2 separate regions of the Mus musculus genome follow, and region 1 is linked to region 2. A link is a loop called in an ENCODE intact Hi-C map of the cell type or tissue named here. Cell type or tissue: left cerebral cortex. All regions are shown on one strand. Links, peaks and the distances in the headings refer to the core of each region. The heading gives the core; the rest is flanking DNA.

Region 1 (4,394 bases), core at 306-4,305, 210 kb after region 2:
TTCTTCGGCCAACAGGGGACTTGTTTAAGTAACCCAGAGGACTGGGAGTGTCAGAAAAATGAAACCTTTCCTCTCAAATCTTTACAATTCCAACATTCCTCTCCCCTTTCCAGGCTCCACACCTCACATACTTAAAAAAACAAAACAAAACAAAACAAAACAAAATAAAAACTCCTTTCAGCTGGAAAGATCTGGGCCAATTAGAGACAAAGGCAAACTTGGACAGAAGATGATAGGAAATCAGGGGAACAGCTCTTCTCTCCAGCAATCCTTGACCCTAGGTGGAATCCCAGCTTCCATCTCCCTCTGCTGCTCAGGGCTAGGGGAGAGTCTAGCAGAGATCTGAGTGAATCCTAGTTCTCTTCAGGCCCCACCTCCTGGGGTCAGCAGTCAAGCTTTCCAGAGTATTTCCTTGCTATATTTAAGCTCACCAATACCAACACTCACTGCCATGTTTTATGAGGGCTCTGCTCAGCCAAGCAAGCAAGTTGCTTTGATTTGGAAAATAGAGGGTAAAGAAAAAGGAAACGAAGATGTTTAGAGGGGGGAGAAACAAGCCTAGAAAAGAACTGCAAAGACAGGAAACTGGGTGGCAGCAGCAGTTCTCAGTAGGAGACCTCCCTCCCGTTTTTTTCCCCTTCACACACACACACACACACACACACACACACACACACACACACACACACACCGTAGTTGTTTGCCTAGAATGAAACACACAGCAGGAAAAAAAAAGCCTCGGAGGAATCTGTTGAACTCATTCACAGGCTGCACACCTACATGGCTCCCAGACAGTTTGAGGAGTCCAATGGCACTGGTACCAGTAACCACTCTGCAGGCAGTGCTGAAGACTGAAGGGGAATCGCTGACACTTCCCAGATACTCATGCCTCTTTGCCCCGGGGCAGTTACTGAGCTAGCCCACATTGAGTTGAAAGCCAGGCAGCAGTGTGAGTTTTCTACACCTTTTACAAGCACATGAGGGTGTGTGCTATGGGAGAGTCTTGGACCGCTCTATCCTCTAAACCAACCCCTTTTAACAATATCCATGCAATATATCTTGAGGACACAAAAAGTTCCTTTTCTTTTCGAGCATGATCAACTTGTCCCAGAAGATAAGGATATCACAAGTCACTATACTCAGCCAATGAGAACATGTGTTAGAGAAGGAGAGAGGGAGTAGAGGAGAGATGGAGAGAGAGAGAGAGAGAGAGAGAGAGAGAGAGAGAGAGAGAGACTTCAGTGACTAAACACAAGAGTGCCAACTGCTGACAGGCGAAGGAACCTGGATGTGTTTGGGAGCACTTCAAAGCCTCCCAATTAATAAGCTCCCCCTTCCTAGGTCTCAAGCATGCGGGATCATGGGCTCTCTGTGAAGAGCTGAGATTTTGTTCTGTTTGTAAAGAGTGGTGTCCTGCCCTGGAGGAGAGACGAACGGACTTCTTCAGTTCATTCATGCATTTGCTCATCCATTCACACAAACATGTCCCTTAATTATGTCTGGCACTGAGAATCTTGCCTGCTATTTCCCCTCCCCAAGTCAGCGCTCATGGCAACGGCTGGTGCAGAATACAACTCAACTGTCACCCCACTTCCTGAGCCAGAAAATCAAGTCCTGTAGACATTCACAGAAAGGAGGAAAAAGACTTTTTATATTTAAAAAAAAAGAGAGAGATTAAAGGTGGAAAGGAAGAGATCGCCTGCAGGGAGAGGGGCCTCATAGGAATTAAGGAGTAAAAGAAAGGGTGAAAGGGACTCAGGCGGTCACATTCCAAGCTTCCCTTCAGGGGAAACCGCGGAAGTGACACCGCGCCAAGCCATTATTGAATCCAAGACTGCAAGAGCCCATGTTTCCCCGCGGGGATAAATCAAGTGCAAAGCCACTCGTTCCTCTGAGTGCGATGCTGTTGGCCCGACCCAACTCAGAGCCCCAGTGGAAGAGCCGGGGGAGCCGCTCGCAGCCCAATCCGCAGCGCGCTCGCAGCCTCCTTTCAGCTCCCAATAACGTGATGAAGTGTAAATCAAATGCCACGCCAGGAGGGGCCCCGGAACGGCGCGAGTCGTGTATCTTAGCTCAGCAGCCTATCTTGCCTAGGAATCACAAGGTCACGATAGCGTCGCGATTCCACTCACCGTACACTCCTTGGCCAGAGATTCCCTCCAGGAGGACTGTCAGCAGCCACACGAGACCGTACACTAAATCCATCTTCACGTGAACATGAACATATCCAGCCCAAGGGGGACGCAGTGGGACCTTCTGGAGGCCAGCGGCCAGCAAGGCGCGCTCCACTTGTGCCCGGGCCGAGTCGAGGTGCCCGGGAACTGCTAGCAATGGGAGGAAGCACTGTCCGTCTGTCCTTCCCTGGCGGCGGCCGTGAGCGGAGCGCTGGAGCCCCACACACCCCACACTCATGCACACACACACACACACACACACACACACACACACACACACACACACGCACACACACGCTCACACACACGCTCACACACACACACACACACACACGCACAAGCACACACGTATAAGCACACACACGCGGGAACACACTCCCACTACACAATACCCCAATACATGCACTCACACACAAGCCGCACTCACACCGGGCGCCTGGGAAAATCGCAGACGCCGGGGAGGAGCAGGGGGCGGTGATGGGAAGCAGAGCTGTGAGGACAAGTGTTCTTCAGGGAAGCGGCTCCGGGCTCCGGGCGCGGGCAAGCGGCAGGAGCGGGCAGGAGCCCTGGGGGCGCCGCGCGACGCGAACCGCGCTGGACAGCCAGGGAGCAGGAAGTGGCCTCTGACCCGGGCACGAAGCGGGGCTCCCTCGCCCGGGTTCGCCTTTACAAAGTAACTCGCGAAGGTCCCCAGAGGAGCGTCAAGCGGCGGCAGCGGCTCGCCCGCCCGCAGTCCGGAGCCCCCAGCCCTGCTGTCTTGCCTTCCCCCATTCCATCAGTTGCCATTGCAACGCCAATCCTGTTACACGACAGAGACTCGCATCGCCGAGCGGGGAGAGGAAGAGGAGGAGGAGGAAGAGGAGGAGTGGGAAACGGGGGATGGGGAGGAGGGAGCGGAGGAGGAGAGAGGAGGGCGAAAGGGTCCAAGCGGGAGCGGAGCGCCCGTCTGGAGCTCGCCAGGCACCAGCCTCAGCCGCTGCCGCCACCGCCACGGCTCTTCCAAACAGCCTTGAGCGCCCCGCCAGCAAAGAGGGTGCTCCTGGAGGCAGCACCAATCTCCGGAGCCAAAAGCAGAGTCCGAGCACCACCACTTGCAGGAGAGGGAGGATGCCGAGCGCAGAGCAGATCCGCACACCGTCCACGCGTGCCCACCCGTACCGCGAGTCCTCTTCGCTTCCGCGCCGCCCCCGCCAGGTGGAGGGGGTGGGGGCGGTGGAGACTGGCGGGAGTTTAGACCCGGGAGCCGCAGAAGGGCTTTCCCCACCCGGGCTAACGGAGTGCTGGCATCCGGAGCGGAACAGAGAAGCGGCCGCCTGCTGAGGGCACCCCGGCTGCGCGGCCGCCTTGCGGGCCGCAGTTGCGGCAGAGATGCCCAAGCTGGGCAGAGGAGCGTCCGGGGCCCTACGCTTGCTCGGGATCCCTGGATTGACGCTGGGGGTTGCGCACCGCGGAGGCGATAGGAAGGAGGAGGAGGAGGAAGAAGAGGAGGAGGATGGAGAAGCGGCGGACGCGGAGCGCAGGCGGCCAGGCTGCCGGGGAGGAAGGCTGTGTGTGGTCACGTTGTGCGCTACGTGCTGAGAGCGCGAGGCTGCTAGCCGCAGCCCGGCGACGTCAAAACCGAGTGCAGGGCTCGGGCGCCTTCCCCTGAGCCTCCTCTGCCTCCCGGGCTCTGCTCACCAGGGTAGGCACTGGTGCTCATCAGCTTGGACAGCAGTGATGGGCTCAGAGGGGTAGCAGCACCCAGCCTCTCTTCCACCCCGCCGAGGCCATCCCTGGTTCTTCCCTAGCTCCGCGGGGGCGAGGGCTGGTAATTCATTTCCGATGCCTCCGCTGGCGTTTGCACGCGGAAGGGAAGGGCTGGCTACGTCCTCAGACACGCGGTAATTACAGGACACCTTTATCCCCTTTCTGCCGTCCAAGGTCTTCCAGGAACTGTTCTGCTTGGCTAGAGGGCAGAGCAGGCCAAGTCATTGGAAGCTGCCTCAGTCTTCTCCATCCCTGTCATGTTTCCGTGGAAATGTGGTCATCATAACAGAGGAAGGGTGTTGGGGGGAAGGAAGGAAGACCACCAGGAGTTCAGGAAGAGTCGGTTTTATATATAATACCTCCTAAAGTTAAATGCTTGGAAAAGCCCCTCTCACATGAAAGACAGGGTTCCTTGAAACAGGGTCAGTTCTGAGGAGCTTAAAATTCTCCCTACTACAAAATGGTCAGAATGAG
Region 2 (4,394 bases), core at 170-4,169:
GGTATTTCAGCAAGAGAGTGAGATATCATAACATCATCCATAAAACCAACCTGCAAAATACAACGGTACTTTATGCAGACAATACAACCACTGCTCTACTTGACACTAAGTGCGGTATCATTCAGAGGAAGAACATGTGAAACTCCCAAAAGTTTTCAAAGTCTCTTAGTTTTTAAGGAAGCCAAGATTTTCTTTGTGTTCTGCCAGAAATATCTTGAATACGTTTCTGCAGTATTCAAGTATAAGCTTGTAGTTTTGGCTGCCATATACATTTCCCAGATTTCCATCATGTCCTAATTTATGCATGTTTTCACTTGAACTCACATGATATCTAGAACCTTCACATTGAAGGAGGGTTTAAAGCTGCATGTCTGACCGCAACACAGAAAACAGTGCTTTTATACAACAGTAGACTCACTCATGAAACTCTAGGACATGAATGAACACTGCTTCTGACCAACACAATGTGGTTTCTGTTGCATTCATAACAGCATTTATGATATTTTCTGAAACTTTCTCGTTACCATAAATTGTCATTTATAGTAGGGATTCACAAATACGAAAAGCTCATTGAAAAACACTCGGCCTGCCAATCCACCCTTGTACACTGTAGCATATGCCTTTATGTTCCTGGCAGCAGCACAGTGATAGATGGTTTAATTCCCATATGTCTAGGTTGCTGCAAAAGCTCTCCTCTTATGCTTTTGGACTCAACTCCCCCAATTCTAATCCTTTAAGAATTTGGCAGAATGAATCCCATCAAAAAGTGTTAACAACATTCAGTTTCTTCCTAGAAAACCCAGTGTTCCTAAGTGACACATCTGGAGAACCCAAGACATTTTCTAGAGTTCTTTTTTCTTTGTTTCCAAACTCTTACCCTCTTTAACTGGTCATATCTAATTACAGAACATGTCATCACTATAGGCTGTTCAATTTTGATGGATGCATTCTGTGCTCACAACACTTCAGTAGTTACACCCAAACATTATAATGTTTCTTAAATGGGACATCTCTGGGAAAGTTCATTCATGTGTAAGTCACTGGTTTGTCCAGTATTTTCATTTTTCTCCTTGAGAGATTCTTCTTTTAAGAAAGGCAAATAGAAACTAATAAGAGATTCAGATTTTAAAGAGTGGCAGGACTTCTTTAGTCACAGATGAATGCTTCTAGGCTTCTTGGAAAATAGGAGAAAGAATTGATTTATTGTTACTATGCATAAACTCAGAATAACTCTTCTTGTTGAAGCAGTTTATAAGGGTTTGATTTTACATGATGCTGGCTAAACATATGGTATTTAACTTCCTTGTTTTTGAGATACCTCAACTGGACAAAAAGAATCCCTTCTATACTGAATTGCAAAGTTCAAATGTGATGATGTAGCTAACATTTGCCCAGTTTATGGCACATGCTAAATGCCAGGAATTGTTAACTATTATCTGTACCCTGTTTCATATCTTCTATACATTGCTTTTGTATCAATCATAATATTACCCAAATTGCATAAAGATTATTAGATAGATACATACATTGGCAATCTAGATTGATCATCTGCACTTGCTTATTTAGTACATATGTTTTCTTATGGTTTGTACCCAGGTTTTTAAAGAAGATGGGTCACCAAACCTCAAACTGAGTATCGGGTGGAGTAAAGGCAAGAAGTGACAGGAAGTTACTCTGTGAAATGACTCAGCTTTCCAATGTGATCAGGGGACTGTGGCCATCTCCTAATTTGAGAATATGATCATATTTTTTTCTCTGCAGCTGATCTTTTAAATGAAAAAAAAAAACAGCACAGCTGGAAAAACACATGCAAATTTTGGTATTTTGGTCCAGCGATATGCAAGTACATCCATAGTAAGGGTAATTTTCTGAAGCAGCCTCATTAATGAGCTCTACCCTCACTGTGTTTCACGCAATCATGTTACACTCTAATAGAGTCGCAATTTTCTGGGTACCACATAAGGTCATACCACAGATACTGTGCCTTTCCTCATAAAGTATCAATCTTCGTGTCTGGAACTTTCTGTTATCATAGGAAACTTGTCAAACCAACAGAGTCATGACATGTTCTGTACCTCATTCTTGCTTTCTTTAGATGTGTTTGTTACAATGTATTTTACTTCAAGGTGATTCTGAACTGCTCTTTGATGGGTGAGTATGACCTCTCCACTTCAGAAAAGTTGGAGCTTAGCTACTGTTAACTTCCTACCACATTGGAAAATTGAAAATAGAAAAAGAAAAGTAATTTTAATTCATTGCCAATACAAGAGGAAGGTTAGGTTCTCTAACAATGAAATGAAAGCCACTATCTCACTAGATATCACTTTGGAAAGGAGTGACACCTGTGACACGCTGGAAAGTGGTGACAAGCTTCAGGCTCAACACACACCCTGAAAGAAATATCTCTGGATAGAAGGTGAATACTGTGTTACAACCTTGCAGCCCAATACAATATATTTCTTCAAAGGATTTTAAATATCCTCAGTCAAGGTCTAAATGGCTCCTAGGTCTTATGCTTATGAACTAGTACATCCACTTTCTCCCTCTAGGACCAGAATGCCATTTTAATGAGGCAGTGGCCAGAAATATGCTGCAGTTCTATTCCTGCAGCTGTGACTCCCAAGCTGGAAAGAGGAAATGTCAGTAATGCAAAGCAAAAGGAAGACTGGAGCAATTGGTGCTGCTCCTGCCTGGCTCATTAGCATGGGCCGGGCTTGAGTCTCCAGAGCAGAAAGAAGCTGGCATCAACGCCTGGCAATGTTTGCTCAGCTCTATCAGGAAACAGATTTGATCATTTGTGTAAGGGGAAAAATGTCTTTCTAGCTGCCTCATGTGTCTCTTTATGTGTGCTGCTACTGTACTGTTTTAGGAACGAGCATAGTGTGTCTATATTTAGGGCAAATGTGCCTACTCTATCTTCGCCAACTCAATCTTTCTACATGACTAATTTGCAAGTTGAATTATCTTGGTAAATAGGCTGACTCACTTGCAAATAATCTGCAGAATTTAGCTACCCATTAGGCTTATCTAGCGAATAAGGCTCTTTTGATTTGCTCAGCATACTGAATGAACTGCAGTTTAATAATAATAATAATAATAATAATAATAATAATAAGATGTTATTCTAGATACAAAAAAATACCCTGTCTAAAAAAATTGGTTTTACTATCAGGGTATATTGAGAAACAGGGCAGTGAGTGAATTAAATAAACTAAGGAATGAACTATAGATAGACCAATAATGACATAGACCATGAGTATATGAAAAATATAAAAGTATATTCATAGAATATACATATACATATTATTTGTATGTCTCTATTCTATAAGTATTAGTAGAATAATTTATATTTTTCTAATCTTTCATTACAAAGTTTACATTGTGACGACCATCTAGAATGGTTATCATTCCTGAAACCTGTTTTGAGTAAGATGGAATGCTGGCCTGACATTCTGACTTGTCACATGGCATTCCTTTTCAATTTTCCCTCCTGACAATCTCCATTTCTGTGGTGATTCAGTAACATATAAGCTTACCAATGTTTCATAGGTATAAAAAATATCTTGATTTGGCTTCATCTAAATGTGTGAAAAGAATACTCAAAAAGACTTATGTCTACAGGTATAACATTTGCTTACTTCTTTCTTTATTAAAGAGCACATCTTGTTCAAAAAGTATTCTTTCATATGGAAAAGTTGAAACAAAAATATAAGAACTCGAGTGACCAGGAAAGTGGTGCTCTATGTACATGAGCACCCACACACATGTGTGTCTGTATATGTGGGTGTGCATGTATGTGTGTGTATGTGTGTGTTTGTGTGTGTGTCTGTGTATTTGTGTGTGTGTCTGTGTGTGTGTATTTGTGTGTGTGTGTGTCTGTGTGTGTGTATGTGTGTGTTTGTGTGTGTGTGTCTGTGTGTGTGTGTGTGTGTGTGTGTGTGTCTGTGTATTTGTGTGTGTGTCTGTGTGTGTATGTGTGTGTGTGTGTGTGTACACCAAAGGGCAAAATGTGAAGTGTGGTATCCCTATTAGGTATATGAATGTTAGTGCATGACAATAAGAAGCGAAACTTTCTAGACTATTTTACTTTACTTTGCTGTAAGATTTCTACAGACAACATATTAGTTTTCTGCAAAGACATGGGAATGTCATGCCCTTCCTGTGGTACCTCTGAAATCTACTCCTTACTGGCATCATCACTTCCCAAGGGGTTGGATCTACAGGATTCTAGATTACAAACATACTTGTCCTCTCTTTCCCTGTACCATCCTCTCTCTGAGAAATATCTTATTAGTCATAACATGAAATCTCATTCTGGTGTCTATCCTTGGGAAACAGAGGTGATATGAATGCAAACAACCTTGCAAAACCCACAGCAATTGCATCTTCCCTCC

What was found. Peaks named below come from ENCODE experiments on the same cell type or tissue, not always from the same donor. Only the 100,000 strongest peaks of a DNase experiment are listed, where the experiment ranks them.
Region 1: a loop joins it to region 2, with 5 times the contacts of the local background. A loop is called at or near these places in 3 of 42 quality-filtered maps.

The regions. Positions count from the first base shown.
Region 1 is chr12:67,218,838-67,223,231 of GRCm38, forward strand. Mdga2 (MAM domain containing glycosylphosphatidylinositol anchor 2) reads right to left here and starts at 3,712. Exons shown (of 17, transcript NM_001193266.1): 1 at 2,133-3,712. The coding sequence starts at 2,205. In left cerebral cortex, for the core only: a CTCF peak has its summit at 1,948; DNase peaks (open chromatin) are centred at 934, 1,442, 2,086, 2,650 and 2 more places; H3K4me3 peaks cover 3,914 bases; H3K27ac peaks cover 2,891 bases.
Region 2 is chr12:67,008,771-67,013,164 of GRCm38, forward strand. The region is part of intron 1 of Mdga2 (MAM domain containing glycosylphosphatidylinositol anchor 2); the gene reads right to left. Among named protein-coding and RNA genes, the nearest start is that of Mdga2, 210 kb to the right of the region's middle. In left cerebral cortex, for the core only: a CTCF peak has its summit at 2,542; DNase peaks (open chromatin) are centred at 635 and 2,785; H3K27ac peaks cover 676 bases.